Regions from separate parts of the Mus musculus genome. Here all the other regions are linked to region 1. The links are chromatin loops, found by intact Hi-C in ENCODE. Cell type or tissue: left cerebral cortex. All regions are shown on one strand. Links, peaks and the distances in the headings refer to the core of each region. The heading gives the core; the rest is flanking DNA. Region 1 has its middle 46 kb from the start of Gm4657. Region 2 has its middle 97 kb from the start of Gm36251. Region 3 has its middle 100 kb from the start of Gm36251. Region 4 holds the start of Gm36540 (a long non-coding RNA gene). Region 5 has its middle 21 kb from the start of Gm36540.

Region 1 (6,513 bases), core at 459-5,458:
TTACTTTCAATGTCACCACTCTGACATCAGCAGGTATGGCATACCAAATAGATGTGATGCCTCTTTTCAGATGGTTGCTTTGGGTGTCCCTCTCAGTTTTGCCTAGCTCTGGAATGGAGCAGCCCTTTATTCGAAGAGAGCGGAGTTCCAAGATGTGTTGTATGGCGCACAAGCTTCCAAGAAGCTCCTTGGTGTTACCACCCTCCTCAGCCTGGGATCCAAGACTGGAATCATTGCTAGGAAGGGCTGCACTATGATCACCGCCCTCGGCTGCTTCTGCACACTGATGATTCTTCCTATACCACTGCTCTGCAGTCTAGAGAGGTTGGTTTAAAGCAGAGATATGCAGGTATCCTGTGCGATTAGAGGCCACTGCTTTTGCTGCTAATTCCATTGAGCTACTGAGCAGATACTGACAACTTAAGACCATCAACTTAACCGTATTTTTTTTTAAATGTATGAGTTTAGTACTTTTAACTTTGAGCTCCACCTACACACACCTGCTAAAGCATTGGATGATTGGAGGACAAGTAGTGACAGTCTCGGGGATGAAAGGGACCTAGGGGACACTTGAGGGCTCTGAGGTCCTCTTGAGGGATTTGCAAAGTCCGCAGAGTGTTTCATCCATGTGTCTCTCCTTGGTTTTAAACATCAAAAAAAAAAAAAAAAAGGCAGAGGCAACGTGAAAGGATGATTTAAGTTTCCAAAAGGAAGCATCAATGTGTGGACTTTTGGACCAGACTGTCCCCACCTGGGAAAAGGAGCGAAGCATGCATATTAACAGTGAAGAGATGAAAGCACAGTGGCTGTATTTGCAGCTAGGAGGCCAGGCAGTTTCACAGATACAACTAGAATGTGGACGGTGACCCTCTACTTCCCATGTTCTCACCATAGGAACTTTCCCAGGGTGCACTGTTGCTCAGCTTTGTCTATGAACCCCATGCAGAACACTCATGGAGCAAAGGGAACATTTTGCCCAAATCCAACTTGGAGAACCAATCCGCTTCCTTGGGTTACTTACCATAGCGCACTTAGGCAGGAGGTTGCTCACAGGGGCCCCAATGATGACACAAAACTGGTGCAGCCTGCACAGTTGGCAGGCAGTTACACCTTAGGTGATCTCCCTTTGCACCAACAGAGACTTACCACTTACATGACCTCTGAGTTTCTTGCCAGTTTCCTGAGTCTTCCAAGCCTCCCTCCTCCTACAAAAAGGGCATGTTTCAATCTGGAGGAAACAGCTACACAATAAATAGTCTTCCAAGGTGTTTATCCCCATGATAGTCTTGCTAAGCAATGATAGGTCATTGGGAAGGCTGAGGGGATGTCATTTAAGTCTTTCCTGCTCCACTGACCTGTTGATGCTCACCTCCTTTGGAATCTTCAGCATTTGGAGGTAATGACCAGAGAGTCTTTGCTGTTCCATCTTTGCTTTCTCTGGTTATTAAAATGCTATCACTAGGGTATGGTAGATTGGTTTGCAGGTTTTTGCTTTGAGACTTTGTTGTGATATAACAGAAAAATGCATTGAGGAAAGACCAGGCTTTGCCTTTTGATCACTTCCTAAAATAGCGCTACATCCCCAGGAAGCCACTCCCTCACAGCCCTAAGCAAGTACCATTCAACAGTGTACTATTCGGCTGAGCCATGAGGTTGTCTAAGTAGGGGACTATGAATGAGAATTCTGCCCATAGTCTTAGGCATTTGAGCACTTGCTTTCTAGTTAGTGGTGCTGTTTGGAACCATGAAGGCAGCAAGATGACTGTGGTGGTTTGAATAGTTATGGCCCCATAGACTCAAGTACTTAAATGCCTAACCCATAGGGAGTCTCACCATCACAAGGTGTGACCTTGTTGGAAGAAATGTGTCATTGTGGCATCAGTCTTTGAGGTTTCCTTTGTTCAAGCTACACCCAGTGTGGCACACAGTCTCCTTCTGGTATTTTCGGGTCAAGGTGTAGAACTCTCAGCTCCTCCTCCAGCACCATTTCTGCCTGCATGATGCTGTGCTTCTCACCATGATGATAATGGACTTAAACCCCTGACACTGTAAACCTGCCTCAGTTAAATGTTTTCCTTTATAAGAGCTGCCTTGGTCCTAGTGTCCCTTCACAGCAGTGGAACCCCTAACTGAGACAGAGTGGCCTTGCTGACAGAGATATGGAAGTAAATCATTGGTTGGGAAAATGGATTTTGAAAATGTACATGTTATAGTCACTTCCAGCTCCCTGTTTCTGCTTCCTGTTGATCGTTCCAGGTGTAAACTCTCAGCTTCTGCTCCAGTTTCCATGCCTGCACCCTACTGCTTCCATCCACTCTGCCATCGAAGACTCTAACCCTCTAGCAAACCTAAATACACTCATTTTCAATAAGTTGCTATGGTCATGGTGTTAGATCACAGCAATAGGAAAGCAGCTAACGCAGATCGCAGAACTCATTTCTGAATTGCAATGTTTTCAACTTAAAATGTGTCTATTGAGACATAATCCTTTCATTATCAAGGGTGCCTATGCATCCTGCAGAGAGATTATGATTCACTGTGTTGCTGAGCAACTTAGTCTGCATTATCTTCTCTTACAGATTCCAATCGAAAGCTAAAAAAAGTCTTATCTCACATGACTCCTCTTTACTAACTCTTAACAACTGTCATTGAAGAATACCAAGAAAAAAAGCCATTCAAAGTTTCCTTCTAGTGCCCAAGACCACCTTCTTTCTGGACTTTCCCTTTCACATTATGACAATTTAAAAGAACATTTAAGTTAGGGTGAAGGGATGAATCAATAGTTAAATTCGATCCTCATCCATCCCATTAGCTTATGGTCTATAATTGACTGCTCCACAGTCTTTGGATTATTAATTCCTTAAGATGAAGAACCATGGAGCTCACCATTGTGTTATATACCTTCTTGGAAAAGAAGCTTCTATGCCATTGTGCCTACTGTGACAGCCCACAGACAAGTCTTTCAGTACACACTATGTGGCTTGACACAATCTGGTAGCAGCAGCCTGATGTAGATCATCAGGACCTTATTACCGTGAAGGTCTGTTCCATGCCAACCTGCTGTCAGTCTCCTCCCCAAAATCGGATCCATACCAGAGAGGGTTCTGAAATGACTATGACCAAGGAAAATGAAGGGCTGCCTGCACAAAGACTAAAACCTGACTGAAGGTCTCTGAGGGAAAGAAATCAAAAAGCCCTGCATTGGTTTTCCCATGAAGTCTCCTGAGACCAGTTTAAATAAACATGCTTGAAAAAACTGCAAGTCACGATAGAGGAAGAGACCTTTCCTAAGTGAAAGCCCACATAAAAGGTCTTCCTAATGTCCATCTAGAATTAAACACTCAGAAAAATACACTTGAGGGAAAAAGGTGGAGTTACAGGCCAATAGAACATACAGGGATTAGTCTGTAGGAGTGGTCCATCATACTTCCAGACCAACCAAAGGATGCTCTTCAGTATAGACAGGGAAAAACCAAAGAACAAAGAACAACAACAACAAATTCATATATATATATATGCATATGTATAATATATATATATATACTTAAAATACAGGTGTTTTATAAAAAATAAGAACTAATAATCAGGTTTCTCATGGATTCAAATATGGAGACAGTTACAATCTGCAACAAATTTAATTGAAAAACTTTAACAGTACAAGAAAGAGTTGACAGTTCCTAGTAATAGACTTCAACAAGTCAAGAGTACACATTACTAGTCTCTAGAGGAAACAGAGAAATTATATGTAATGTATATGAAAAAGAAAGAATCAAATCAATTATTACAACATAAGGAGAAAGTTACATACAGTTTTCTCTCTGTATGTGTATACATGTGCAAATGTGTGTGTGTGCAAGTGTATATGTGTGTGCAAATGTATATGCATGTGAAAATGCATGTGTGTGCATGTATGTGTGTATGTGTGTGCATGTGTGCATATGTGTGTTCCTGTGTGTGCATGTGTGTATGTGTGTGTGCGCATGTGTATGTCTGTGCATGTGTGCATATGTGTGTGCATATGTGTGTGTGTTTGTATGTGCATGTGTGTGCATGTGTGTGTGTACATGTGTGTGCATCTATTTGTGCATGTGCATGTGTGCGCATGTATGTGCGCATATGTGTGTGCATGTGTGCATATGTGTGTGCATGTGTGTGTGCATCTGTATGTGCATATGTGTGTGCATGTGGAGGGGCACTGCATATGTGCATTCACACACACAGGAAAGGATTCTGGTGAGGTTTCTGTTGATCTCAGTTTTTCCTCTGATAACAATATCAGTAGACAAGTGTGTGATACCCCTAAAGCCCTGAGATAAAGGAGGTGTGATGCAGTAATTACACATTCTGCCAAGTCGTTTTTTAAAGATGACTTGAACTAGGAATGATTCTGAAATATGCAAGGACTCAGGAAGTCCCACATCTACTAGCCCTTGAAGAAAATCGTTATTAGGGTTATATTATATAATATTATATTATATAGTATATGTGTGTGTGATAAATCAAAATGAAGAAATGAAATTGAAATTCCAAGCTGAAATACTGATGATAGGTTTAAAAATGGAAACTGACAAGTACAGAAATCAATATTATAAAACCGCTTTGAAACATCAGATAACTAAAAACGTTAGAAATATTGGGGGCTGCAGAGCATGCATTTGATTTTGTTTTTACCTTTTATTGTACAGATTTCCAAAACTACATCCCAAAGTCAGATTACACAGCTGAAACATCATTTGAAATGTATATAAAAAAGAATCTTTTGACACTAATGTATTTCATTGGGTATACCTAACATCACACGAGATAGACAATTGAAATGAATTTACATTGAATTTTTCAAAGCAATTCTTTAAAACCTATATCTAGATACATCATTAGGTACCTACTAGTAAATAATGGAGAGCTGTTAGCATTGGAGAGAGGGTTTGAAAGGTGTTAATCAAAGCCTATTGTTGCCTCTGGTTTTTGTTGTATTTCTAGAAAATAAAATTTGGCTCAATTTGTATCTCTGGTTGATAAATGTTTTCTGAAAAGCAAGTAACATTTAAAAAATAATAATAAAAGTTGACCTGGTTGTATTGGCCCACATCATTAATTCCCTGCACTCTTGAGGCAGAGACAAGCAGATCTGTGAGTTTGAGGCCAGCTGGATTTGCATAGGTCCAGCCAGGGCTACATAGTCAGATCCTCTTTAAATAATAATTTAAAGAGACATTTTATGAAAGAGACTAAAACAAGCAAAAGCTGTTTGCGTAAGGAAGGCTAACATAAGGCAGCGTGCTTGTCAACAGGAGAAAACCAAGCCACAAGAGAACACAGGAGAGAGGCAGGCACCCAGAGCTCACCATGGAACAGAAATAAAGCTACGGAAGGGAAAGGTGTGCTCTAGTGTTTTCCAAGCACAAAAAAATTGAAACAACCTATAAATACCAATTTGCTAAAGATGGCAAGGTGATCTGTCCTCTAGAGGAAGAGGGACAAAAGTGACTCTAGTACATGGGCCTGACACCCTTCAGGTAAGTAGCCAGGAGGCAAAATACACTGCATTTGCACTTAGAGTGAGTTCTAACATTGGAATCAGGAGCAGGACATTCGAGAGACAGGATGTGGCACAGTAAAAAAAAATCTGTGAATAGGAAGCTGCCATATCATTTCTCTTCCAAAACCATCCGCCTTGGCTTTTGTCTCAGACCCCTTGAATAGTTTGTGCTGCTCTGTGGGGGTTTCAGTCACGTGGTTGCCTCAAATCCACGTGACAAACAGCACTTTGGTCCACCGTCTGTGGGAGTGCAAACTGAGGGCTCTGCAGAACTATATGGCAGTTTCTAAGGAAGTTGAAATACACCCACACTTACATCCCAGAAATTCCATTCCAGCCCATGTCCCCAAGAGACCTGAGTATGCCTAAGTTCACAGAATCTTGTATAAGCGTACTCATGGTAGCTTTATTCATAATTACCAAAGACTAAGGAACAAAATCAAGTTTCACCAACCAGGGAACACCATACCTATTCGCTGGAATGCTACTTAACCATTTAAAGGGGTGAGCCATGAAGCCATGGTGTAGCATGGAGAGCCCTCACAAGTATCCTTTGAGCAAAAGGAGCCAGACCCTAAAGAAAAGCGCACAGTATTTAATTTCGTGTATATGAAATTCTGGAGTAGCCCAGTGAGTCTATAGATATAAATGTCACAACAGAGCTCATCTTGGAGATCACTCTTGACAGGAAAGGAACATGAAAGAATTGTAGTACTGTTTTCAGGTACTCAGGTACGACTATGTGCAAAAGTGAGATTTATAACTGAACACTGAATTCTATTTGATTAAGTTATATACCATGAACACAGTGCTGGACCCCTTCTGTCAAAGGAGCACACTGCCTGCTTCCCTCTGCACTTCTGGAGCTGCCTGGGTACCTGCTCTATCCTGCACTTAGGATTCTGTATCCCTGGGTGAGACCGGAGAGCTGTGTGGATTCAATCCATAGAAAGAACAGGGCAGCCGACCTCATT
Region 2 (6,513 bases), core at 532-5,531, 220 kb before region 1:
GTTTAAATTTAAATTTAAAAGAATACTGTTTAAAATTGTTATATAATATTCTGTTGGATAGATTTGCAGTAGGTTGTTTGGTTATCCATCCACCAAGGAAATGAGTTACCTTCAGTTTGTAAGGTTACCAAGCATACTGTTATAGGTATTCATTTATCCAGTGAAAAATTCATGACATTTTTGCACAAATGCAAGTTTTATTCCTATATGCCAAAGAAATAAAATGTGCTGTGCAGTGACTATATTTATTTCTTTATAAAATTATGAACTAAATTTTCATTGTGGCTGTCCCAGTTTGCATTCCCATCAGAAATGTCTGGCATGTCCAGGCACTCTCTATCTTGAACACAAGGTTGTTGCTTTGGGTTTATTTCATGGCTTTTGCTATTTCTGTTTTTTGTTTATTTGTTTGTTTGTTTTTGTTTGCTTTTCCTTTTGAATACGTGTGCATGCTCTTTCATTAGATCTTTAACTTCCAGAAACTCTTAGGACTTTAACTGACTGGAGATAGGGTTTCCTGCCATGGGTATTTTTTATGTTTCTTTTCTCTTTGCTACTGTGTCAGTGAGAAAGTTTGCTGACATTTCCCCTCAGTTTTGTACTTTAGTATAGAGTATAGGGGTTTGCTATGCTGTATGTCCTACATTAGACAGCAGACTCAAGCATTCTTTTCCCTCCCATACTTTTCATTTCTACTCTATTACCAACCCATATCATGGATTTCACAGATCAAATATTGCATTTCTTGATGCTAGGACTAGAAACTTTTGTGTATCCAAATATTACTTTTTTCCCTAAAAGTTCTATACTATTAGGGTATACATTTAGTCAATGATCCATTTTGACTAAGTTATTGTCTAAAATGCTAGATATAATTCAATATATATTATTTATACAAGTTTGGTGAGTCATATCTATGTCCTTCAATATCTAAACTTGATATTTTACAGCCTAGCAGTCCATGAAGTGATGAATGGATAAAGGAACTATATCATGCATTCACAATGGAATATCCTCCAACCATGAGGAAGAACAAAGCTATGTTGACCTAGAGAAAGAGTGAATGTAGGGATCACCCAGTTAAAAATTACAAACCACTGTAAGGAAAACTGATACATGTTTCCTCTCATATGTGGAATCTAGATTTTCACAGACAGACAAGCAGACATGAAGGAAGGAGGTTTAAAGGGAAAAAGAACAGGAAACAAGCTGGGACAATGGAGGAAGAAAAGAAAAATATCAAATGCTTTCTCTTCTATAAGGTATCTAGATTCAAACAGACTGAGAGGACAGGATATGTCAGGGTGAGCAGGATACCAACAGGATAGAGAGGGAAAAGCACAAAGAGTCATAATGCACAGGCATGTGCGTGCCATAAGGAAGCCTGCCATTATGTATACTTACTAAAAATAACTTTAAACTCTATGATATATTCAGGTTATCTGTTTATTTGATGTGTTTCAGTAGTTTGTGTCTTTCAAAGAATTAATGCATGTTTAGGCCACTGAATACAGAATCATAGTGAAATCATTAAAGATAAGAGAAATGCAGACCAAAAAACCCCTCAATTGTCTGGTTAGTGCCTATACATTTTCTATCTAGGAGATTTTCTGTTCACACATTGAAGAATGCACATCTTGCTTTTGTGGTGTGAAATACTCAGCAAATTTCAATTTGGTAAAGTTGTTGTAGGGTGTTTGGCAGTTATTGATAGTCCTGGGATTTCTTTGTCCAGTTCTTCTATTAATTACTGGAAGATTTCCAGGGGCTCCAGCTAGCACTGTGGGGAGATTCTCTTTGTCTTCTTGGGTGTCCATCTCTAATTGATGTTATTGGAGCCATTGTTGAACATGTATATGCTTGGGATGGCTATGTGCTTCCGATGGATTGGCCCCTTCTCAGTAAATCACTTTTCTCTTTATCCTTCACTAACGGAGTTCATATTGTTTCATGACATTCATATAAAAACTTCATTTATTTATCTATTATTTTAGAAAATCTAAAATCACAGTAACAGAAAGCTGAATTATGGGATAATAGTATTAAGGGGTATTCTCCAGGGACTTGAAGACTCATTTGCAGGAGTGTTTAGATCCACTGTCTTGACTGTGGCTTTATGTCCCAGATGTATGCAGATGCCAGATCTAGCTTAAATCACTTAGACATTTATTAAACAAGTTGTTTTTAATCCTACTTCAACCATGGAGTTTTAAAACTCAAGCTCATTTTAACTGACAGTTCATCCTTTTTAAGACAACCCTAACCCACTGCAACACTGTCTAAGATTTGCTTACAGCTAGTAGGAAACCGATGAAGATAGAAGGACTGGAGATGGGCAGAGGGGAAGCAGAGGAAACATAGGGATTTCTAGGCATTGCATCCTGCTTAGTTTCCTCCGATGCATTTGTTTCCATCCCTTGGTGTAACTGAAGAGAGCAGCAAGGAGGAGGACAAAAGTCTGAGGTGGACAAGACACAGCAGGGCACCTGAGATACCTCCTCCAACAGCACACTCTCCCTACATCTCTGGGCAAGTAACAAAACTCTAATACATTTAAATTTTCAAAAACTGGGGAAAAGAAAAAAACAGGAACAAGCTAAGATTCTGTTTTCTACAATGGAGTGTTACTGGGTGACCAACACTCTGGAAATGGGCACTGTGCCCAGGCATCCTTGGTCAACACAAAATAAACTTCAAGTTTTTATGAGTTGTGTGTATGTGTGTGTGTGTGTGTGTGTGTGTGTGTGTGTGTGTGTGTGTATTTAAGACAGAGGGATTAAGTACATAAACTCGAGTGGGTAGAGAGATAGGAAGTTGGGAAAGGAGAAAAACATGGTCAAATTAAAACAATATTTTTAATTTTAAAGGGTGGGGGGAAGTAAGCCCTTCAGAAGAAGAAAATAGTAGAAATGTTTGATGTTTCAATGAACCTTCAGCCATGACTGCATCTAAAACCCCAGCAGCTGCTAAGTCTTCATTTAAAACGTCCTTATGGTGCATTCTATTCTGGTGTTTACACCCTGGGTAAAGACATGGGGAGAAGCAAAATATGTTAAAGAAAGCAGTAGGGGGGAGATGAAGGGACACATATATCAGGAAAGAAAACTGGGTCTTAGTTCACGGTCACCATTGTCAACTTCCCCTATTAGGTGGCAAAGAACAAAAATGAACATTACCAAAATATTGACAAAGCCTTCCCAAGTCCAAAATAGAGGAAATGAGAGCAATGAGGGTTTCCTCGGCAGCAGTTAAAATGGAACCAGTTCTCAATTTGGAGCAGAGATACTTAGAGAATGCATTTATTCTCATAAAGGGGCGGAAAGACTATAGGAGCCAGAGGAGCAGGACATCTGCTATGAGCCTGTGCTGTCTGCACGTGACAAGAAAGCTGCATCCATGAGGTCTCAAAGTACAGCCATCTAAACAGAACTTGGACAAGGACAGCGCCCAGGTGACATGCCAATGCACATAGGTGAAATCTCGTGATTTCCCAGCCCTAGAGGAAGAACTACAGGCAATGGGTGGCTGCTGAGAAAGGATGTGCCTTCTCCAGGGACAGGCTGCCTGCTAGGCTGGTGATCCAATCCCAACTATTTCTTCCTAAACCCATGCACACATGAGTAACACTAAATGGACTCAACTGTGTGTGTGTCTATCTGTCTGTCTGTCTTATGTCTGTGTCTCTCTGTGTGTCTGTGTCTGTGTCTGTCTGTGTCTGTGTGTCTGTCTGTGTCTGTGTGTGTGTGTATGTCTGTACATGTATGTGTGCATCTGTCTGTGTCTGTCTGTTGGTATCTGTGTATGTATATCTGTGTATATGTATGTCTCTGTATGTGGTGTGTATCTGTGTGTCTGTGTGTGGTGTGTCTGTCTTGGTGTCTGTGTGTGTATTTGTGTGTCTATGTATGCATAGTGTGTGTCTGTCTGTCTGTCTGTCTATCTATCTGTGTTTTGTGTCTGTGTGTCTGTGTATGTGGTATGTGTCTGTGTCTATGTGTGTGGTGTGTGTCTGTCTGTCTGTTTGTGTCTGTGTGTCTCTATGTGTGTGTCTATGTGTGTGTGGTGTGTGTGTATGTCTATGTCTGTGTGTGATATCTGTGTATATGTATGTCTGTGTGTGTGTGTATGTGCTGTGTATCTCTGTGTTACTGTGTGTCTGTGTGTGTGGTGTGTCTGTCTGTGTCTGTCTGTCTGTCTCTTTCTCTGTCTCTGTCTCTGTCTCTCTGTCTCTCTCTCTGTCTCTCTTTCTATCTCTGTGTGTGTGTGTGTGTGTGTGTGTGTGTGTGTGTGTGCGTGTGTGTAACAGAATAAGAAGAGGTCATGAGTTTGAGACAGAGTATTGATTGGGTCATGGGAGAAGCTAGATGGAGAGGGTGGAAATGATGCAAATGCAGTAATGCTGTCTGAAGTTCTCAAAAGACTTTAACAGTAAGGGCAATGAGGGGGTTGTGAGCTTGAATCCAGGTCCCAACACCACCAGCTGATTAACAGTAAGCAACAGACTTAATTTAATTAGTCCTACATTTTCTCAAAGGAGAAGAATAGCCCTTGATATTATTTTCAGTTAAAACCGAGAAGAAAAAGTGGACAACAAAGAACTCAAGGAACACAGGAAATATGAGAAGACTCCATCTTACAAAGAAACACAGGAAATACAAAAGTATGGGCAAGGCAGCAGGAACCATGGCCTCACTCAGTGTTGCCACAAATCCAAGAGCTGACAACAATTCTCAGTAATTTTAAAGCTCCATTTAAAATCTTGAATTGACCCAAGAGTAACTTCAATTGGTGTCATACATTTTGTATCCTGTTAGGGTGAGGGCACCTTAATGTACTATCTCAGTGGTCACAATAAGAGAAGGTCATTGCCTAAAATGTGAAAGACAGTGGCAGTGTAGAAGTGGCACCATAGATGCATCCACCCTCGGTGGCAAGGAGCAAAGGCGAGCAGGCAAAAACAGCCTTGCTTTTCCACTGGATCTTTTCTACGTAGAAACCAAAAGTAGGTTCTACCTCTTTCTGAATCCTTCCAGGGAAAACCTTGCAGACCCATGTGCAGCATGTCTCTTAGTTGATTCTGGATCCATTCAGGTTGGTGATCATCACCAAGACATTAGAACAGAGTGTCACCGGCATAGCACGTACATGAATGAAAACTAATTTCAAGTGAGAAGCACAAGGGTCTTGGGATGCAGAAGTTCAGAGGACCTGGCTTTTCCATGTTATAAAAACTCCAACACAAGCTACTCTGGCTTGATTTCAACTATAAACTCCCAAAAGGCACTTGCCTTAGTCTCACCTAAAAAGAAGTGGCCTGTTTTCTTCCAAAACTTTTTAAAGAAAAAAATACAGAATATAACCAGAGATGGTCAGATGACAATTCTAATTGTGGATGAATTCTTGGGAACAAGAGAAATATATTTGGGGTGAATTTGCTGTACTGATCTTCATGTCAACAGCCAAGGGTTTACTTTAACCACTGTTTCGACTCTGATTCGATTATAAAATAAGACATGTTTAAAGCCAATCTGCCCTTGGGTTCACTAAGGCTCATTCTGTCTTTTTAGATGCCTCAATGGTGAGTATACTAGGAGCTAAACAAGGCCAGCACAGCTTGCCTTCGGGGCTAACCTCCAGAAGAAACAGTCTGCATTCTGCAGAGAGTGAGTTGATTTATGGCCAATAAGCTGTTGAAACCCCATGCAGGCAGTTCACACCATTGATCTCAGACCTGCTTTTGACAGTCACTTCCTTTGGAGACTAGATAAGTAGAACTGAAGCTATTTCCTCTCCAGGTGTAAGCTTGGAGTCAGCAATATCAGATTTTTCTGGGCGGTAAATATGTAACTGTCAGGAAATAGCATGGGAAAACTATTCATCCTCTCCATCTCAGATTGTAGCCTTTTCTGGAGTTTTGAGGAGTGGAGATGCTACAGCACAGAGGAGGGGACAAATGGACACCAAGCTTCATTAATTACTCTTCCTATTTCCATCTGACCTTAGCAGAAATTGGGTTGGACTCTCCTCGGTGGAAGGAAAACAGGAGACCTAGTATTGGCTTGCTGTGTCATTTTGCTTCCCAGCCAGGATCTCAGGATGGATTTAAGGAGGCCCCTCCTACTGATGTTATACAGTCAAGAAAATACAAACCTCATCCCATCCCTGCTGTCAACACGGGAAGGGCAGATATGTCACCTAGATCTCATCTGTGCACTGCTCTTACCTGTGACTATGAATCTCTGGTGCTGTAAGATCACAAGCCCAGCTAGAGATTAATCACCTAAGCTGCCATATGCACTTGAAAGTCAAATTGACAGAACTCAGCAGTGCATGCAGTCTGCAAACAGAGTCCTGCAGTGCTTCTGTCAGTGGGGACATCTGCCCAGGAGCTAAGCAGAGTTTCCCTGTGTGGAAATTGTGGTAGTGCCTCATCCTCATTTCTTCCTTTCCAGTGCTGCTTCGTGGACCTTCTTGCTGGTTCTGTAATAGAGCCAGTGAGATGGCTCAGTGGGT
Region 3 (6,513 bases), core at 955-5,954, 230 kb before region 1:
AATCCCTGAATCCATATGTGTCTGTCAGATTACCTCATTAAGTATGAATGAAGAGGAGTGTATTTATTCCGTAGCACATAACAAGCCTGTTTTTTAGAATCCTATCCATCCTTGACTTCAATCCTTCAGTAGAGAAAAGCAGATAAAGGCAGTGCTGTGAGAGAAGTCACGTGAGTAAGAAGTTTGTTAGATTGGTTCTCTGCCTCTGTGTCTTAAATAAGGAACCAGTTATGCCTCAAGGAGCTTTGGTCTTACAGATCTCAAATGGTGTTAATACCTGTGGTGTTTTAATGAGAATGCCCCACCTCACCTCTGTATGCTCATAGATTTGAATACATGGTCACCAGGGAGTGGCACTATTTGAAAGGATTAGGAGGTGTGTCCTTGTTGGAGGAAGAATATCACTGGGGATGGGTTCTAAGATTTTCAGAACCACAAGCCAGGCTCAATGGCTCTCTTTTCTTGCTGCCTGCAGATCCTGTAGAACTCATCTACTTTGCCTACATGCTGCCATGCTGTCTGCCATGACTACATAGGACTGACCTTCTGAAACTGTAAGCCAGCCCTAGTTAAATGCTTCCTTTTATAAGAGCTGCCTTGGTCATGATGTCTCTTCTCAGCAACAGGACACTGACTAAGACAGTGCCCAGAAGCTGTTATCATAAACTAGGATACCCTGCTTTAGCCTCTGCTTTATTGCTATGAGGAGATACCAAGACCAAGGCAATGCTTACAAAAAGAAGAATTTAATTGGGGCTTGCTTACAGTTTCAGGGGGTTAGTCCATTCATTATGGCAGGGAGTTGGGTGGCAGGCAGGCATGGTTCTGCAGCAGAAGCTAAGCACTTTACAACCTGATCTATAAGCATGAGGCAGAGAAAGAACTAACTGGAAATGACATGGGTTTGCGAAACCTCAATGTCCACCCCCACTGACACACTTCCTCCAACAAGGCTACACCTCCAAATCCTCCCCAAACAATTCATCAACTGAGCACTAGACATGTAACTATTTGCAGCTATGGGGGCCATTTTCACTCAAACCACCACAAATACCTTTTTAAAAAGATCTAATTACCAAGAGATGTGTGTGTGTGAGTGTATTAGAGAGAGGGGGGGGAAGGGGGAGAGGGAGGGAGAGGGAGAGTGAGAGGGAGAGGGAGAGGGAGGAGAGGGAGAGGGAGGAGAGGGAGAGGGAGAGGGAGAGGGGGGAGAGGGAGAGGGAGGATGGGAGGATGGGAGGATGGGAGGATGAAAGAATGAGAGAAAGAGAGAATGAGAGAATGAGAGAGAGAAGGATGAGAGAGAAATTGGGTTTACCTAAAACAAACTTGACTCACATTGCTGCAGAAGTGCCATTGTACCATGTAGGGTTTGCCACCCAGGCTTGAGCATGGGAAAGAAAGCATCCAAGACTCTGAGGGGAAAGGATAGAGTCTCTGCAACAGGAGTGTGGATGTCCAGATAAGGCAGGCCAGTGCTGTGCTCTTCTGTCTCTCTGGCCTCTCTCTTCCTGGTCACAGGAGCAACTAAAGTCACAGGAGAGACGTGACCATGGTCCAACTGTAACTTCTACTTATGGCTATAAGACTGAATAAGAGAGTCCCCGAGTTAGGAGCCACCAAAAAGATTCAACATGGCAGGGATTAGGAAAGAAAACAGGGTGCTCAGAACCTTGTGCTCCTATCAAGCTATACCATAAGGTAGGACTTCTGAGAAATAAACTGTAAAGATTCCATGCGATGTTCCCAAAAGCTCATGTGTTGAAGTCTTGATCCCCAACTGATGGATCCAGTTATGGTGAGGTTATTGACTCATGAGGTTTGGGGGATAATTAATGTTTGTAATTTCCAGACACTTGGAAAAGTATGAAATTGAGTCTGCCTTTCTCACGTGCTTGTCACGGCCACAAAAAGCAAATACAGAACCCACAGATGTTAAAAATTATATCACGATACTGACTGCTAGTTAACTTCTAAACTGGCGACTAGGAACACAGACCTGAGCAGACCCAATGAGCTCTGCTTAGCCTTCATAGAGGGACCTAATACTGACATTGTCCTTACAGAAGGTTGTTCTGAATTTGTGGTTTGAAGTCAACTAGGTAAGTTACTTGTTTGTCAGGAGTGTGATCCCTGATAAGTGGCCTGTTCATCACTGGGTGGCCTAACACCCAACCGTGCAGGAACAGCTCTAATTAGACCCAGTGGGTGTTTTTGTTTTCAAGGACATGAGGGAGGGGATGTGAAGGCTCAGAGAGGAGCTACATGGCATGCTGGGGAAGAGATATGTTTAAAATATATTATACACAGGCATGGGATTCTCAAGGAACATATAAAATATTTTACATACAAAACAATTGTCTTTATAGAAATTAAATCAGACTCAATTTCATGTTGTAATTTTCAAAGGGTCTGAAATATGATTCAGAATGCTTGTGGGAAGTGTAAGAAGAATTAAAAACAATTTAAAAAAACTGTTTGGAAAAGTCATTCTAGCAAAGAACAACAGGAAAATGACTAAGATGCTGAGATTTTTGGACAAAGGCAGCAGATAAGCTAGTATAAAAAATATTCCTATGTAAATGTCATAAATTCTTCAGAAAATAGGAGTTAGAAAATCTGAGGTGGGGAAAGGACATGAAATAGAGACAAGCAGAACTTTTAGTCCGGAAATGCAACAGACTAAGGTCTCAGAGAACTGACTCATGGTGACAACAGAAAGAGGAATGGGGAAAGTATGAGACAGATCAGTGAGAACCACATGAACCAAAGAAAAACCGTGTATACCAAAAATTAATTTAAAACACCACTGAGGGCTAAGGGGGGCAGGGTCAGCAGTCAAAAGTGCATATTGCTCTTGCAGAAGTTCTCTTCCCAGCACCCAGACGGCAACTCACAACTGTCCACAATTCCAGTTCCAGGATATCTGACGCCCTCTTCTGGCCCCCACACACAGAGTTCACAAACATACATGCAGGAAAAACATTCATACACACGCAATAAACAAATGTAAAATAAGCCAACCAACAGAAAGAAAGAATACAAGAATAGAATTTTCTGACTTTGAAATGTTTGTTCCTTTTAGTAAAAGCTGAACATTATCTCTATGAGATATGCACAGATATTCTGTCTTAGGCCCATATAATTTAAAGTACAGGAAATGTTTAGGGAAGACCAGGGTTGGGCCGGGGGGGGGGGGTCATGGATGTGTGGGAGGGATCATGGTCAGCTTGAAAAACAGGCAGTGAATGCAACAGTGGGCGCCACTCCGTGAGGATCAGTTTAGGGCAGCAAATTACTGCCTGCATCCCTGGGACCATCTGCTCATACCAGCAGCTTCTGAGCATAAACGGAGGAAATCTCGGAGGAAAATGTCTGCTCCGTCCTGGAAATAAAGCCAAGAATCAATTTAAGTGCCCAACTGGATAGATGACAAGAGTCTTTTCTGAAATAAACCTTTAAACTTTCTCTCTGTGAGAACAGATACCACCAGGGACCCTTCAGAGGAGAATAAAGCTGTCCATCTAAAACAGTCCCTGTGTTTCCTGCAGGAAGCCGGCACTAAAAAAGAAAAGCATCAGATGACCCTGGTCACAGGGACACTGAAGACTCCAGGCTGTTTGGTTCAGTGAATTTTCCTACTAAGTAAAAGATGTTCGATGGAAAACATTCCAAAAACAATCAAAGGGAGAAAAATAAAATTTCTCTCCTCCCACTGATTAAAGGTATTTCCTTTCGTAACCTATGTACATAATTTTACCCAGCTGTGGGCAACAAGAGTTGCCCAGTGGTTAGCACACTTGCTTTGCAAGAAGAGAAGTGGAATTCAGGTGACCAGAACCAACATAAAGGCTGAGCAGGCACCGAGGCTTTGCGTGTTCGCTCCAGAAGTAGAAACAGGAGATCCCCAAGGCAAGCTGTCTAGTTAGACTAGCCAGAAGTGGTGAGCTCTGGGCTAGCTGAGAAACGTTGCCTCACTAAGCTATGTAGAAAGAAATAGAAGAAGAAACTACATTTCAATTTCTGTATTCCACACACAAGTGCACACATATGCATACAGACCCAAATACACACTAGTGAATGTGCACATACATGCATGCACACCACAAACACGAACACATAAAAAAAATTTCTGATTATGGAATATTTTATGTTCATTTCTTTATTGGTGAATGTCTTAAAGTTTTACTGTTGTGAACAGACACTATGACCAAGGCAGCTCTCATAAGGACAACATTTAATTGGGGCTGGCTTACAGGGTCAGAGGTTCACTCCATTATCATCAAGGCAAGAACATGGCAGCATCCAGGCATCATGGTGCAGGAGGATCTGAGAAGTCTACATCTTCATGTGAAGGCTGATGGCAGGATACTGGCTTCCAGTCAGCTAGAATGAGGGTCTTAAAGCCCACATCCACAGTGACACACCTACTCCAACACTTTCTAATAGTGACACTCCCTGGGCTATACAAACCATAACACTGAACATATATCTAAGCACATACTAATGTCTTAAATAGTTGCTATAAGGGAGACTATTTTAATTAAGTCTCTGAAATCTAGCTCATCATAAAACATACTAATTTATTTTAGTTTCTTATTTATTCCTGTTTATTTGATACTACTACTTTATCATACACCCACTAGTAATAGTCATGTGGCTCATAAACTTAAGTGGCTCTTCCTTCATACTCTTTGGCGAAATTGCTGTAATGAGGCAACTTGATATGTAGCCAAACTATTTCTGGAAGTCTCTCTACCATGCTATGTACCAACAAAAGGAAAACATGTGAACCCACATTTTCCTAAGCTCTAGACAGCAAAAGGCATTGCATAGCAACCTGCTAATCTTCTTACCATTGTTTCTATTTTATGTATTCTACAGTTGCCACATTTCTTTAGAATTCACATGCAAGTATGCATGATGAGTTTGCACAAGGTATTATATTATCATTTAATATCATTTTGTTGACTTTTAATGACTGATATTTTCATTTCATTCATATATTTAATCTTTTCATTGGGTCATTTTCAACAAAACTTGATATAGAAAGGGAAATCTTTCACACGCATGCACACACACAAATAAAAATCATCCTTTTAAAAGAAGGCAGATCCTTCTACTGTAGGCATCTAAAGCTCTTCACTGTGCCATTTTTATAGCAACTTGAAAGTCAGTGAAATGGCAGAGGGGACAAATATCCAACTCAGTGCCAGTTCTCATACCTCTGTCTTCCCCTGTGTTCATCTTGTGAACCACATGCAGGACCTATTCAAGTTGCCTTAAATAGGATCCTATGTGCAGTGAAACATCTTACCCAGGCCTACGTGAGCAAAGCCAACATAAACCAGACCAGCCATCTGTCCTGAACTACACAAAGTCAAAGTACAGAAGTAGTCTTTCTCTAGATTAAAAGCATAAAACCAGTTTTTACATCATGTCAGACTGATGTATAGATTTCAGTGTAAGACAGAAGGGTTTGAGGTAGGAAAGAACTCCAGTCATAAAATGCATGACAACCAGAAGGCAGCCAAAGAGAACAGTCTAGAACTTCAGGAAAGAGAGCATCTCTGAGCTGGTCCATACCTAGTGACTCTGCCACACTTCACAGCCGGCATCTCGAGGGCACCTTGCTAGCATCAAGACTGAATGTATCTGGCTCTCTTTCTTGGCAGGACTGCTCACAGCAGGCACAAACCATCATGCACAGGCAGAGCTCAGCACTGGCCAGCTTGCAAAGAGAATTTAGCACTTGTGCTCACAGTCACTACCTTTTGTGGGCAAAGTCAAGAGGAGAAGAATGCCAGCTCAGCTTAGTATTCATCTCGATAGACCTGACTTCCCCATCAACTCTACCATTCTGAATCAATCCAGTTAATCTAAATGATGGTTCTGGGCTCTCTGGTTGCAATTATAGAGGCTGGGAAAGATTCCATGGCAACTGGACATGATATTTGATGAACAATTTTTAATTACTACGAATGCCTTTAATGAGAAAGGGCCTGAAATCCAGCAGAGCAATAATATGCATATTAGCTTTAGGACTGAGCCAGCTGAAAGCAACACACACACACACACACACACACACACACACACACACACGTGCCACAAGCTCAAAGCCAGTTATGGGCTTATCAGAACTGCAAAGCAAGGTCTGATGAACTCTGCTCTCTTGCCTGCAGCTCCTACATACCCAGCTTCTCCCATTATTTCATGGATGTTCTGATAATTACGTTGCCATGGGCATCCCAGAGTCTGGCTATTTGAGCAAAATTGGCCTCTCTGATCAAACTATCAATCTCTTGCTATCCTAAGCTCACAGCCTGAAAGGGGTGATTGTGATTAGTGTTTTTTCTTGGGAGATGAACTCTTCTCTGGCACAGATGCATTTATTTTTTCAGATTATCACATTGATGGATCGGTGGGTGACCAGAAAAATTACAGACTCTCATAGCACTCACAAGTAATACTTAGCTCTTCTTGGCTCTCGTAGTGGAAACTGTCTTAAGGTTT
Region 4 (6,513 bases), core at 701-5,700, 230 kb after region 1:
TCCATCAGAACCCCTGCCTCCTCCATCAGAACACCTGCCTCCTCCAACAGAACACCTGCCTCCTCCTCTGATCACCTGCATCAGAGAAGAAATGATACCAAGGTCCAACAGAATTCTGTGTGCCTTGGAAAAGGAGAACAGCTTAAACCAGAGCACCAAGGAGATAGGAGGTAAAACTGGTATGAAAACTTGATGAAGCAGAAAACAAAAAAGCAATAGGGAAATCAAACAGAAGTTGATTCTCTAAAATGATCAATACATTGACCAACATTTTAATTAAGATAAGCAAGAAGAAAGATGAGACAATTTCTCAAAACCAGAAAGGAAAGGGGTGGCACACGCTAGGTGACCTGGGAAGATAAGTCAAGTAGAATATCTATTTCTTTACGTTGTTGTTTGGTTGCTATGGATTGAACCCAAGGCTTTGCCTGTACTAGGCAATAAATCTGTGACTGAATTTCAGCCCCAGCCTCATTCATTCATTACTCATTCACTTATATACAAACACATAAACAAAGATAGATAGATAGATAGATAGATAGATAGATAGATAGATAGATAGATAGATAGATAGATAGATAGACAGACTCACCAAGTTACTCAGGCTAGTCTTAAACTCTGAACCCCAGCAAAGCCTTGATTGTGAAATCCTCCTGCCTCAACTTCCTAAATAGCTCAGATTATAGAGCTGTTAATCACTAGGCCTGGTTAGTTATGAGACAGCATTTTGAATAATTTTTTGCCAACAATCTGGATGAAATGAACAGATTCTTAGAAAGACTCAAATTGCCAAAACTTAGAAGGAAACAGAAAATCCAAACGAGCCTATTACTAGTCAAAAAAGAAAGTTGAATTTGTAACTGGAAGGATCTCACCACAAGAACTCCAGATGGCCCTGCTTTTGAGCTCTGTCAAACGTTTAATGATGAGATAATACCAAGTCTTTAAAAATTCCTTCAGAAAATAACAGAGAGGGAAGCATAGCAAACACTTGTTATGAGACTCTTCCTGGAATACCAAAGTGTACAAGGACTCCACAAGAAAATGGCAGACCGGTAGCCTCATTGATACAGTCACAAAAATTCTTAACTGAATTAGCAACCTCTAAATCCAGCAACACAAGAATATGCAAAACAAACAAACAAACAAACAAACAAACAAGCCCTCAAGTCACTACCATTTAATAACAGCCAGTCTCTATCAGTGGTGCACACAGAGTAAAGAGGCCACACTCCACCAGGATATTTGCACTCATATTTTATTGGAGCACCATTCACAATAACCAAGATATGGAATCAGTGAACAACCAGGTAAAGAAAGGATGGTGCATATATGTGTATATAAAGAGAATGAACAAAGACACACATAGTAGAGAAAGGCACGGAAGGCAGATGTAAACTCAAATCCTCTTTTGCAACCCAGAAGTCATTATTCAGTATGAACTTTGACACATTTGGAGGAGCACGACATGCAAGGCAGATGAGAGTGAAGATGACTATGGTGCAGATAATGAAGCTTGTCTTCAACATGAGGTTGGGAGTTAAAAACACCTGTCTATTGTGAATGGATGCTTCCTTCAATGTGCATTGTGTATCCAATACACAGATCCCAGTCTTCTGTGCATGATAGGAGTGAGTGGTCTCACTCTGAGGAGACATTTGGAATGTCAATAAGTATGAGCCAGATGAGTGAGTGGACTCATTCTGAGGATGCATCTGGAAGATCAGTAAGTAAGAGGCAGATCAGCCTTAAAATGGTTTCCAGAGGACATTGTTGGAAGAAATCTGATGCCAAAGATCTCTTTTAGGGAACCTTGAAGTTGTTATGAGTATGTCTGCCCTTAATGTAAATAGAGTTAAAATAATGATGGGCTGATGGCACAACTGGATTAAGCATCAATTCTTTAAGAAAAGGCTACCTTAAGAAACCTCAGATTCAGAGACTATGATGGACAGCAAAGGAATCACACATAAAATACTTAAAAATTATTTTACTCATTTTAATCTATTTGTATTTTATTTACCCAAATAAATAAAAATAATGGAGTCCAATAACTTGAGACACATAGTTCAAATCATGTGACATGAAATGAACCAAGCACAGAATACATCTAGTGCATGTTCTGCCTCACCCAAGAAAGTTGGGAAACAGTAAAATATTCACAGAAGAGATGAAAGTATTCATTATTAGAGACTTGGAAGGCATAAGAAAGGAGAGAGAAAACAGAAAAAGGTTAGACTGAATATCAAGATTTTACTACATGGAGAAATAGTTGTAGTGTTTACAATATTGTTGAATAATATTCATCTATAGCAGTTTATGACCTATGTCTAAGTAAGTAGATAACAAGCAACTCCAGTTCCCAAACACACAGAAGTAATAATTATTAGAGGAAATGGAAATGCTAATTGCTAGGGCTGGAGAAATGGCTCAGCAGCTGCTGCTCTCGCAAAAGACCTGGATTTGGTTCCCAACAACATAGCAGCTCACAACCATCCAGTTGCAGAGGATCCCAGGCCTTGTTTGGCCTCCATAGGCACCAGGCAGACACATCGTACACACAAACCTACAAGTAGAAAAAGAAAGAGTCATTAATGTTTCATATTTGTATTCACACATCAAATAATTATGGTGTACCAAATAAACATGTTCAGATATCAGTAACCCATTTTTAAAACATCTTGAAGAGAAGTAGGATTCCGGATTCTTAGCAGGATCAGGAGGTGGAGACTGTTCAGTTATCTTTCACTGCAGAGCCAGGGAGTAGAATGAGGGACAGCTTACACAGAAGAAGATGAAGCATTCCTAATAATAGATTATATGTAACCTGGCAACGTGTTTATAGAGGGGTCTTCAAAAAAAAAAAAAAAAGAATGAGTTTCGGGGAGAGAAAACGAAAGAAATGGAATGTGTTCTGCTCCCAAATGCCCTTCATGTGAATTTCCAGTGCAGGTGCATGAGGCAGCAAGACGAAGAAAAGAAGGTGCAGTGCAGACAGGGACATGACAAAGTCTCAGAACGTTTATCATAGAGAATCCAAAGAGTGAGAAAGCAAAGTGAAAATTATAAACTAAGATAGAGGATTGATGGATGACAGACAGAAGTCAGACAGTGACTCATTACTTATTAGTTTGTTTTCCTGTCACTATGATAAAGTGCCATGGCCAAAATAGCTTAAGGAAGAATGGGTTTATGTAGGCTTACAGTTGGATGATAGACATCTATGGATGATAGATAGAAGAAGTCAGACAGTGACTCATTACTTATTAGGGTTTTTTCCCTGTCTCTATGATAAAATACCATGGCCAAAACAGGTTAAGGAAGGATGAGTTTATATAGGCTTATAGTTCCAGGGGGCTGGAGCCCGTCATGGAGAGTAAGGTATTGGTAACAGAAGTAGGAGGCAGAGAGTAAGAACAGGAAGTGGAGCAAGGCTATATAAATCCTCAAAGCCCACCCCAAGTGACTTCCTCCAGCAAAACTCCTCCTCCTAAAGGATCCATAACATCCCCCAAACAGTGTCACCAGCTGGAAACCAAGAGCCTATGGGGACATTTCTCATTCAAACCTCCACAGACAGACAGATAGATGAGAAGGAGGCAGATAAGCTATAGATAGGAAATTTGCCTTCAAAACATTGAATAACTCACTCATTTCCTTCCTAACTGACCTTAGAATCATATAATTATTTCCAAGGGTAATTTCTAAATGCTTAATCCAATTTGTCCAATTATGGACTATGTGCCTGTGATGAGTAAGCTATCACCAAGTAACCTGATAGGAACCTTTATTTGAAATTTAATTTCCAGTTTCAAGTGAAATAGAATGGGGCATGACTTGTTACAGGTTTCAGGGTGATGTGAAGAATGCTTTTAGAGAGTTTTATCATTGATGAACCTACAGACTTAGCATCAAAATTAAAATGAGACTGATTCTTTCTACATAAGTATGTCAGCCTGTTTTTTTTTTCAACTATTTTTATTCTTATTTTTTTTAAACTCTAGATCTGGTTTCTTTCTCTTAAAAACTTAAGTGCAAGCTGGCGAAGCCCGGATACGCCTACATAAGCTTCCCTTGGAATGTGCGAAAGGATCGAGCAGATTGTGAAATAACCTTGGGTGTGCCAAACACGTGAGGCTGTTTGCTTCTCCCTTCCATACAACTCCCAAGACTTTGCTCAAAACAGAATTTCACTGGGGGAAGGGGAGATGACAAATGAGAACTTCAGGATAGTAAGTCCTCATCTACTTACTAACATTGAATAATTCTGATGCTTTCTGTCAACTAGAATAGAAAAGTTTCAATGTCTTCGTAGTGTGATTTAAAAAAAAAAATTCTTGGTTAAGAAGAGAAGTCTATTCATGTGCATTAGAAGCATTATGATCATAAAAGGATATCTTTATGATCACAAAAGGATACCCAGATAGTCCTGTAAGGCCAAGGCTGTGTTCATATCAGCTGATTCTGAGTCTCCCCTCAGAGAGTTACAGTAGAGACTGGCTGTCTGGACCAGCATCTTCTTCTGCTTATCTTCTTACTGCATCTCTGCCCCTCTAGAACAGGAGATGTCCCTACAAAGCCATTCCTACCAGGAGCTGCATCCTACTAGATCCCCAGTCATCCTTTCAGAGAATCCCCTTGCTAGAAGGACACCTGGACCATGTGTCCTATGGCCCCCACACTAAGGACAACTTCCTCTTGAAAACTACAACTACTGGCAGATCAACTATGGTAATGACATCAGGGACTGTTTAAGAACATGTCTGTGATGCCAATGCTTGGGAAGTGGAAACAGGTAGATTAGAAGGTCAAGGTCACCCTCAGCTATACAGATAGTTTGAGGTTGGCCTGAGCTAAAAGACAGCCCATCACAAAGAAAAGAAGAAGAAAACAGGGTGGTGGGGCTAGATAGAGAGGGTGCTCTAGCACTTGCAGAGCAGTCATGAGGTCTAGAGTTCAGATCCCAGCATTCACAAAATAATCTGGGCATCCCTGAGCACACCTATAACACCTGTCTCAGGTAGGTGGAAACTGGAGGATTACTGGGGTTCGCTATGGTGGTTTGAATGAGAATGGCCTTATTGGCTCAAATATTTAAGTGTTTAGCTCCGCGTTGGTGAAATATTTAGGAAGGACTAGGAGGTGTGACCTTGGAGTACGATTTGAAGTTTTAACAATCCACACCAGACCTCCCCTCCCCCTCTCCTTCTCTCTCTCTCTCTCTCTCTCTCTCTCTCTCTCTCTCTCTCTCTCTCTCTCTCTCTTTCTCTCTCTCTCTCTCTCTTCCTTCTACTTGCATTTGTAAGCACTCAGCTACTGTTCCAGGGTCATGCCTGACTGCCAACACCCTCCCCACCATGATGATCACAGACTAACCCTCTGAAACCTCTGTCTATTATATGCTGTTTTAAACTCTTTCTTTTATAAGTTGTCTTGGTCATGGTGTTTCAGCACAGCAATAGAACAGCAGCTAAGACACAGACTGTCTGAGAAAACAACTCCAGGTTCGTGGAGAGACCCCCACCTGGAAGGAATAGGTGGGAGCAGTCGAGGACACCCAGTGCTCTCTTCTGATCGCCACATGTGCCTCTCAAGATTGTTAAGATTTTTAAAGGGCTATAAAGGTGAAATATTTACTGAATTGAATAAGCTTTTTAGGATACACACACACACACAACATTAAGAGTAGAGTAGACATATAATCTATCTATCTGTGGATGGATATCTACCTACCTGTGGATACCTACTGGTAGGGAAGAAGGGAAATACAGGGGTATGATGGCATGGGGGTGTATTATGGAGTCTAATATAAGCAAATTACAATCGTAAGTATATATAAAAATTCATAATGAAACTACCATTTGTATGTTAACCAAGAAAATAAAAGGATGAAGCACTATTAGTAATACTTAGCACCTGAAATGGCTCACCATTTATTGAGGAGGTAATGGCAAATCCACACAATTAAATACCAATTACTAATTATTAATGGTTATTTTAAGAAATACTACAAATAATGTTTCACTTATATTATAATAATATCCCACAGATATATTCACTAGAATGAAGAGGCATCCTTGCTGTGCACTGTACAGCATACATTTATTAGTGAAAATTAAGAGATGTAGTAGAGTTCACTTTCACTTTTTACACACTCTTAAAATCTTGAGAGTTCTTCTTACCGGTTGGGACATTTTCTGGATATATGCCCAGGAGAGGTATTGTGGGATCCTCTGGTAGTACTATGTCCAATTTTCTGAGGAACCGCCAGACTGATTTCCAGAGTGGTTGTACAAGCTTGCAATCCTACCAACAATGGAGGAGTGTTCCTCTTTCTCCACATCCTCGCCAGCATCTGCTGTTACCTGAATTTTTTATCTTAGCCATTCTGACTGGTGTGAGATGGAATCTCAGCATTGTTTTGATTTGCATTTCTCTGATGATTGAGGATGTTGAACATTTTTTCAGGTGCTTCTCAGCCATTCCGTATTCCTCGGGTGAGAATTCTTTGTT
Region 5 (6,513 bases), core at 459-5,458, 240 kb after region 1:
TGGGGCCACTGGATCTGAACAAAGCCACGTTTAGTTTCTCTGAAAGGCCAGCTTATAACGCCTCGGCCTCCATTAGCCACGTGAGACAATTGCCATAGGGAATTTCCTCTCAGAGATTAGATGAGGCATAAGGTGTAGACATGCTGGCTTGGTTTTGGGGACCTTCCCTCCCGTCTGAGCAACCCCAGGCTCAGTTCACACCTAGCTCGTGCTTGGCTCTTGTTTTATTTTCTCTGTCAGTGTCTAAACCAAACTCGGTGCTCCACTTCATTCTCACCAAAGCCTCTGACTTGTGAATGGCTTGAAGAAACAAAAGGGAAGGGTCCCAGTTAGGGTTATAATTGCTACAACAAAACATCATGGCTGAAGGAAACTTGCGGAGGAAAGAGTTTACTGGGCTTATAGGTTCCATACAGCCTGCTTCCATCAGGGAAAGGCAAGGTGAGAAAGGCAGGAACCTGGAGGGCAAACCTAATGTACTTTGCTTTAAGTAAGGAGAACACTGCTTACTGGTGTGCACCCTGGGGCTTTCAGCCTGCTCTCTTATACACCCAGGACCACCCACCCAGGGGCAGCCCCACCCACAGTGAGCTGGTCCCACCCATGTCAGTCATTAATCAAGACTGGCCTACAGGTGATAGGATGGGGACATTTTCTCAATTATGTTTCTTCTTTCCAGATAACTTTAGCTTGTGCCACATTGACAAAGAGCTAGCCCGTGCATGAAATCACCATAGAAAAGCAGATGGAAGAGCCTCGCCTCCCTTTCCTTGTGCCAAACCCCACAGCAATGGATCACTACTGCCTCACATTTCCCCGGGGAAACAAACAAGGAACAAAGAAAATCTTTGTGCCTACAAAACAGTAAGTTCCTCCCAGCTGTGGGGACCCAGTCTCTAAAACTGGAATCTAGAATACGCAGCGTTGACTGTTGGGATAAAATATTATACTCGAGACTGCTCTGAAGCCAAGAACATGGTGTCAGCCCTGGCCTTCCTCATTCTGGTGACCAGAGACATTGAAATAACCCAGGGGTCATCCTTCTCAAAACAGCCTTTCAACACAAGAGTGGACAAAGGTTCTAATGGCTTCCCCAGCCTGAGACAATGAGAATGGTAGATGGTAGAACTTTGAAGTGGGTTTATATTGGGGGGATAAGAAAACAGGTCTTTGAGATTAAAGCCAGTAAGGGAAATCAAAGGTGATGTGCTGTGGTGATCACAAGACACAATGCTGGTTACCATGAAGAAGAGCTTCCAGGGCTGAGCTTCTGAAGGGGTGTGTGTGTGTGTGTGTGTCTGTGTGTGTGTCTGTCTGTCTGTGTGTGTGTGTGTGTGTGTGTGTGTGTCTGTGTGCATGTCTGTGTGCATGTCTGAGTGTGTGCCTGTGTGTATGTCGGTGAGTGTCTGTGTGTGTGTGTTTGTGAGTCTGTGTGAAGGTATGTGTGAAGGTGTGTGAAAGTATGTATGCAAATGTGTGTGCAAGTGTCTGTGTACAATATTTGCACCACAGATCTTCACATCTCACATCCAGAGTCTGTCTACTCACCAGTCACTCAAAATGAATCCCCTCCTAGCCATTTTCTGGAAAGCGAGATTGGCAACTGTTCCTTTACCCAGATAGCTTATAGTACAGACAACCTAAGGGCAGACGTTACCATAAGGCCTGAGTAAAGTCTTTCTGGAAGTTCTGGGAGGTTTATAATTCAGAGAAGACAAGTGGAGTTCGGTTTTGGACACTGGCTGTCTAAGGGGTGTTGAAAAGAGAGTCCCAGGGGTCCCTTGCTGGCAGGGTCTGGGTCCTGGGCTGGATCCTCATTCACACTGTGCTCAGAGCTGACATATCGTATCAGGAAAAAGTAGTCAGGCAGCTTCCATTCCAGCTCCATCAAGCCTCTGTCGTCCTTCACACTCAGAGGGTCTTATTCAGGGTCAACATGAATAGAGAATGATGTCGACTCCAGTTGGGTCTGAAATGATGAGGATCTGGTGCACAAGACAAGGTAAGATTACAGCCTTTCCTGAGGTCCTGTGACCGCAGGCCACTCTCCCCTCGGTCATACATGAGGATGCATGTGTACTAAATCATGAGGCTGGAAGTACAGCACCACACCTGTACACGTGTCATGTGTTCCCCTAGCACAGAGGCTGGTGTGAAGCAGGAGCCCTCAGCCCACCGTGGATGGAAGCAGTGATCGCTCTTGTTCTCCAGCTTCATTAGGGCTCTCACACCCTCTCGGCAAGACACTGATGTAGGGGAAAGCAGTGATCTCTGCTAAGCCCACTTTTCCTCAGTGGAAAGCTTGTTTGGGGGACCAGAGAAACTTGGTCATTGTGATATGAAGTTGGAGAAGGAGCACAGATCTCCGACGCCAGCCAGCCTGTGGGGGCTTTTCTCTTCCCCTTTATCCAACCATCTCACAGCCAGCTGCAGGATGGGGGTGTGGCTTTCTCAAGGTGGAGCCCAGAAAGCCTAAGGTGCTCAACCACCTGCTCCCTCCCTCCCTCCTTTTCTCTCTGTGCTGGACCAGAAGCCATCAGCCAGACTCTACCTCCACTCTTCAAAGTTTGACCAAACTTTGCCATTTCTACATTTTCGCAATTTTCTATAATAAGCCTGCACTGGTTTTATAATGGGGAAAAAACCCACTCTACACTGCTCAAAATAAACTCGTTTCCTAAGGTGACAAGAAGACTCTCCACCCTCACTGTGCATGGCTGCAATTCCAGGGAGTTTATTTTGGCACCGAAAACGCCCACTCCAGAGTCCATATGGCCTGAGCATAAGTAAGTTGTAGTCTACTTTTTAAAGGACCACGCACAGACTCACTCTGCACTTCAAATAGGAAGACGAATTTATCAAGATCCCTTTTTTATTTTTTTGGAGAGGGGAAGTGAGAAAAGAAAGTCCAAAAGATCTACAAAAGTAGAGCTTTCTCCTGTATGTTATCCCTAGAGAACATGTGTGTGCATGTGTGCATACATGTGTGTATGCATGTATGCATGACACCAAGGACCAACCAAAGCAAGTCTCCACTTTCTGATGATGCCTATGTAGGAATCAATTGGACCAGCTTGGGGATGTGACCCACAGCTCTCCAGAGAGGGTGGCAGGTATTAGACCTGGGATCTGCAGGGTGATGGTAATCTTTGTCTGCAATGCTGAATCTCAAAGGAAGGAAACAGGGGGCCAGCAATATCGCTGGGGGTCGCTGTTGGAGAGCTCAGCTATTCACAAAGAGCTGGATGCCACATGCAGATTAAAATCCATCATAAAGCAAAAACACTGAAATTTCATTTCTGAAAATTCACAACTCCTTTTTCTTGTTCAATTTGAAACAAGGTCTCACACTTCAGCTCAGGCTGTCCTGGAACTCACTAAGTTCCCATGGCTTCAAACTGATGACAATCCTCCTGCCTCAGCCTTCTGAGCCTGAGGATTATAGATACCACAGGTCGCCATGCTTTTCTCGCTGTCGTCTTTCTAAAGCAGCACCAAACCTCTGTGAGTAATCAGAACTTCCTTCCACCTATCATGTAAACTTTAGGATTTGGGTTCTTTGTTGTTGATAAATTACATAGAAAAAGAACCTGGCTCTTGCAGCCTACTCCCACCCCCACCCACCCACCACCACCACCCCCCACCCCCACTCCCACCCCCACATGGCCAAGGCTTCATATCGGCCTGTGTGTTTCCTGTTGCGCCAGATGTGAAGTTGGGGTCACCAGCCACTGCCACTAAAATGACTCTCTTCCTTCCCACTCCCTGGCAGCTTAGCTTTGCCCTCAGCCTAGCCTTTGAGACAACACCAAGCATTTCAAATCAGCTCATTCCCCCACGCAGCTTACACTGAGTCTCATGGTTCATTGCCTAAACTCTGGTCACGTGCTCATTTCTCACCTCTCAAAACAGGGTCTCACACCCACTTGCTGCTTTTCCACCATACCACCAGCACCTTGAGGAAAAGAAGAGTGCAGGTAGAAGATGACCACCTTCAGAATAAACAAAAATGAAATAGCTCCTGCCTAGTCTTACCCTTATTTTTTATTTAAGCCTGTACAAAGAATATGTGGATAGAAACACATGCACGAGACCCATAACTGGGTGGACACACATGCATGGGACCCATCCACAGTGTAACTAGCACACTGTTCATATGTTTTGTTGGAAGCGTTGGATAATAATAAAGAACAAATTTGGTGCAGGTTGGTGGTAGCTGTTAGTGGTGGTGTTGCATATGTGGTATATATGCACATGTATCCACATGTGTGTGTAACTGTTTTCACATGTAGAGAACACAGAAAAGCATCGACTCTCCTGCTCCACCACTCCCCACCTTTTTCCCTTGAGATAGGATCTCTCACTGGACCTGGAGCTAGAATGATGGCCAACAAGGTCCATCAGCCCTCCTGCCCCCTACAGTGCTGGGATTACAAGCACAAATGTAGACATACCCTTCTCTTTACACAAACTCAGGTTCATGCTTATACACTGCCTTTGTTAGAGTTTCCACCAATGTGAAGAGACACCATGGCCACAGCAACCCTTATAGAGGCAGACATTTAATTGGAGCTGGCTTACAGTTCAGAGGTTTAGTCCATTATCATCATGGCAGATAACATGTAACAAGCAGGCAAACATGGTATTGGAGAGTTAGCTGAGGGTTCTGATGGTACCTCCTAGGAGTGACACTCCCTATGGACCTATGAGGGCCATTTTACTCAAACCCACATATACTCGGTGCTCTTAACTACTGAGTCATCTTTCCCGTCTCTAGGTATTTATTAAGCCACTGCAATTTCTAAGGTGAAGTAGTTTCATCCTTATAGGAGAAGCAGTGGTGGCCACCTCTATGTAAACACCAGGGCTGCACAGCTGCAAAGGCATCTCCTGCAGGGGCGGTGGGGGGGGGGGGGGGACGGGACTCACCGAGCACTGCCTGAGAGACCAAGGGTTGTTGATGCAGACAGTGCTAGCCAATCGGGAACTACTATTTAGAAGAGATCCTTTCTTGGGACCAATGGGGCACGGGTGGAGCAGAAAGAGTTGGGCAACAAGTAGTCCAGTGCACAGGTAGCACATCCCTAAGGCTTGAAATGTGCCAATGGCACAGACAACAGTAACCGAGGAAAATTCAAGGTATGTGTTCTGGGTAGGAATTTCCAAAGGTCACTGTGGCCAAATCTCTCATTTCCAAACAGGTATTTGGCTTCTAAGAGTTGGTGGAAAGCAACCAGGCAAAATCTATATTTAAACAGAGATTTAGGCTGAGGCTAGGAAGGCAAAGGGATGGATGGTAACTATGTGAAAGGGGAACTATCAGTGCACAGCACATCCTAGATGCTTAATCAAGCACAGATGTTTTCTTAAACCAATGATTAAGAAAAAAAAATTGATTCCATCCATTTGCCTGCAAAACTCAGGATGTCCTCATTCTTAATAGCTGAGTAGTATTCCATTGTGTAAATGAACCATATTTTCTGTATCCATTCTTCTCTTCTATTGTGGGACATCTAGGTTGTTTCCAGCTTTTGACTATCACAAAGAAGGCCACTATGAACATAGTGGAACACGTGCTCCTGTCGCATGGTGGAGCATCTTTTGGGTATATACCCAAGAGTGGTATCGCTGGGTGTTCAAGTAGATCTATTTCCAATTTTCAGAGGAACCTCCAGTTTCATTTCTAAAGTGGTTGTACAAGTTTGCAATCTCACCAGCAGTGGAGGAGTGTTCCTCTTTCACTACATCCTCTCCAACATGTGTTGTCACCTGAGGTTTTGATCTTAGCCATTCTCATTGGTGTAAGGTAGACGACTCTTAGGGTTGTTTTGATATGCATTTCTCTGATCACTAAGGACTTTGAACATTTCTTTAACTGTTTCTCAGCCATTCGAGATTCCTCAGTTGTGAATTCTCAGTTTAGTTCTATAACCCATTTTTTTCATTGGTTGTTTGATGTTTGGGTGGTTAGCCTCTTGAGTTCTTTATATATTTTGGATATTAGCCCTCTCTCGGATGTGGGGTTAGTGAAGATTTTTTCCCCCAATCGGTAGGTTGCTGATTGACCCAAAAAAGACATGCATGGTATAAGTAAATGTTTTGGGGGTGGAGTGCCGAATACCCAAGATACAGCCCACAGAACTCAAAAAGGTCAACAAGCTGAAGGACTTAAGTGAAGACATCTCAGTCCAACTTGGAAGAGAGAAGAAAGCAATCGCAAGTGGGGAAGGATATGGGAGGGAAAGGGGGAAATGGGGGCAGAGAGGGGAACATGATCAGGTATTGGGTGGGGAAAAAGGACTGAAATCCCTGAGAGCCAGCAGAAAGAATGAAAACAGGCAACCTCGGGAGATAGAAGGCTGGGGGGACCCTCCAGAATGTACTAGAGACCTGGGAGGTGAGGGACTCTCAGGACTCAAAGAGAGAGATCGAAGATGAAATGGCCTATATTGAGAGGGAACTTGTAGAGCCCACCTCCAGTAGAAAGACAGGGCATCAAGTGAGGGATGGGGT

What was found. A loop is a pair of places that touch in the nucleus more often than their neighbours do. Peaks named below come from ENCODE experiments on the same cell type or tissue, not always from the same donor. Only the 100,000 strongest peaks of a DNase experiment are listed, where the experiment ranks them.
Region 2: it touches region 1 in a loop (3-fold over the local background); 2 of 42 quality-filtered maps call a loop at or near these places.
Region 3: it touches region 1 in a loop (3-fold over the local background); 2 of 42 quality-filtered maps call a loop at or near these places.
Region 4: a loop joins it to region 1, with 3 times the contacts of the local background. A loop is called at or near these places in 3 of 42 quality-filtered maps.
Region 5: a loop joins it to region 1, with 2.9 times the contacts of the local background. A loop is called at or near these places in 3 of 42 quality-filtered maps.

Annotation. Positions count from the first base shown.
Region 1 is chr9:113,242,347-113,248,859 of GRCm38, forward strand. No RefSeq gene overlaps it. Among named protein-coding and RNA genes, the nearest start is that of Gm4657, 46 kb to the left of the region's middle. In left cerebral cortex, for the core only: no CTCF peak of the experiment used is centred there; a DNase peak (open chromatin) is centred at 2,485; H3K27ac peaks cover 3,550 bases.
Region 2 is chr9:113,023,632-113,030,144 of GRCm38, forward strand. No RefSeq gene overlaps it. Among named protein-coding and RNA genes, the nearest start is that of Gm36251, 97 kb to the right of the region's middle. In left cerebral cortex, for the core only: no CTCF peak of the experiment used is centred there; DNase peaks (open chromatin) are centred at 2,672, 3,013 and 3,381; H3K27ac peaks cover 2,114 bases.
Region 3 is chr9:113,016,364-113,022,876 of GRCm38, forward strand. No RefSeq gene overlaps it. Among named protein-coding and RNA genes, the nearest start is that of Gm36251, 100 kb to the right of the region's middle. In left cerebral cortex, for the core only: a CTCF peak has its summit at 2,933 (motif pointing left); DNase peaks (open chromatin) are centred at 2,182, 2,816, 3,365 and 3,913; H3K27ac peaks cover 3,062 bases.
Region 4 is chr9:113,467,880-113,474,392 of GRCm38, forward strand. Gm36540 (a long non-coding RNA gene) reads right to left here and starts at 713. Exons shown (of 5, transcript XR_379908.4): 1 at 593-713. In left cerebral cortex, for the core only: no CTCF peak of the experiment used is centred there; DNase peaks (open chromatin) are centred at 3,508, 4,115 and 4,473; H3K27ac peaks cover 4,552 bases.
Region 5 is chr9:113,486,108-113,492,620 of GRCm38, forward strand. No RefSeq gene overlaps it. Among named protein-coding and RNA genes, the nearest start is that of Gm36540, 21 kb to the left of the region's middle. In left cerebral cortex, for the core only: a CTCF peak has its summit at 3,177; DNase peaks (open chromatin) are centred at 783, 2,732 and 3,127; H3K27ac peaks cover 4,361 bases.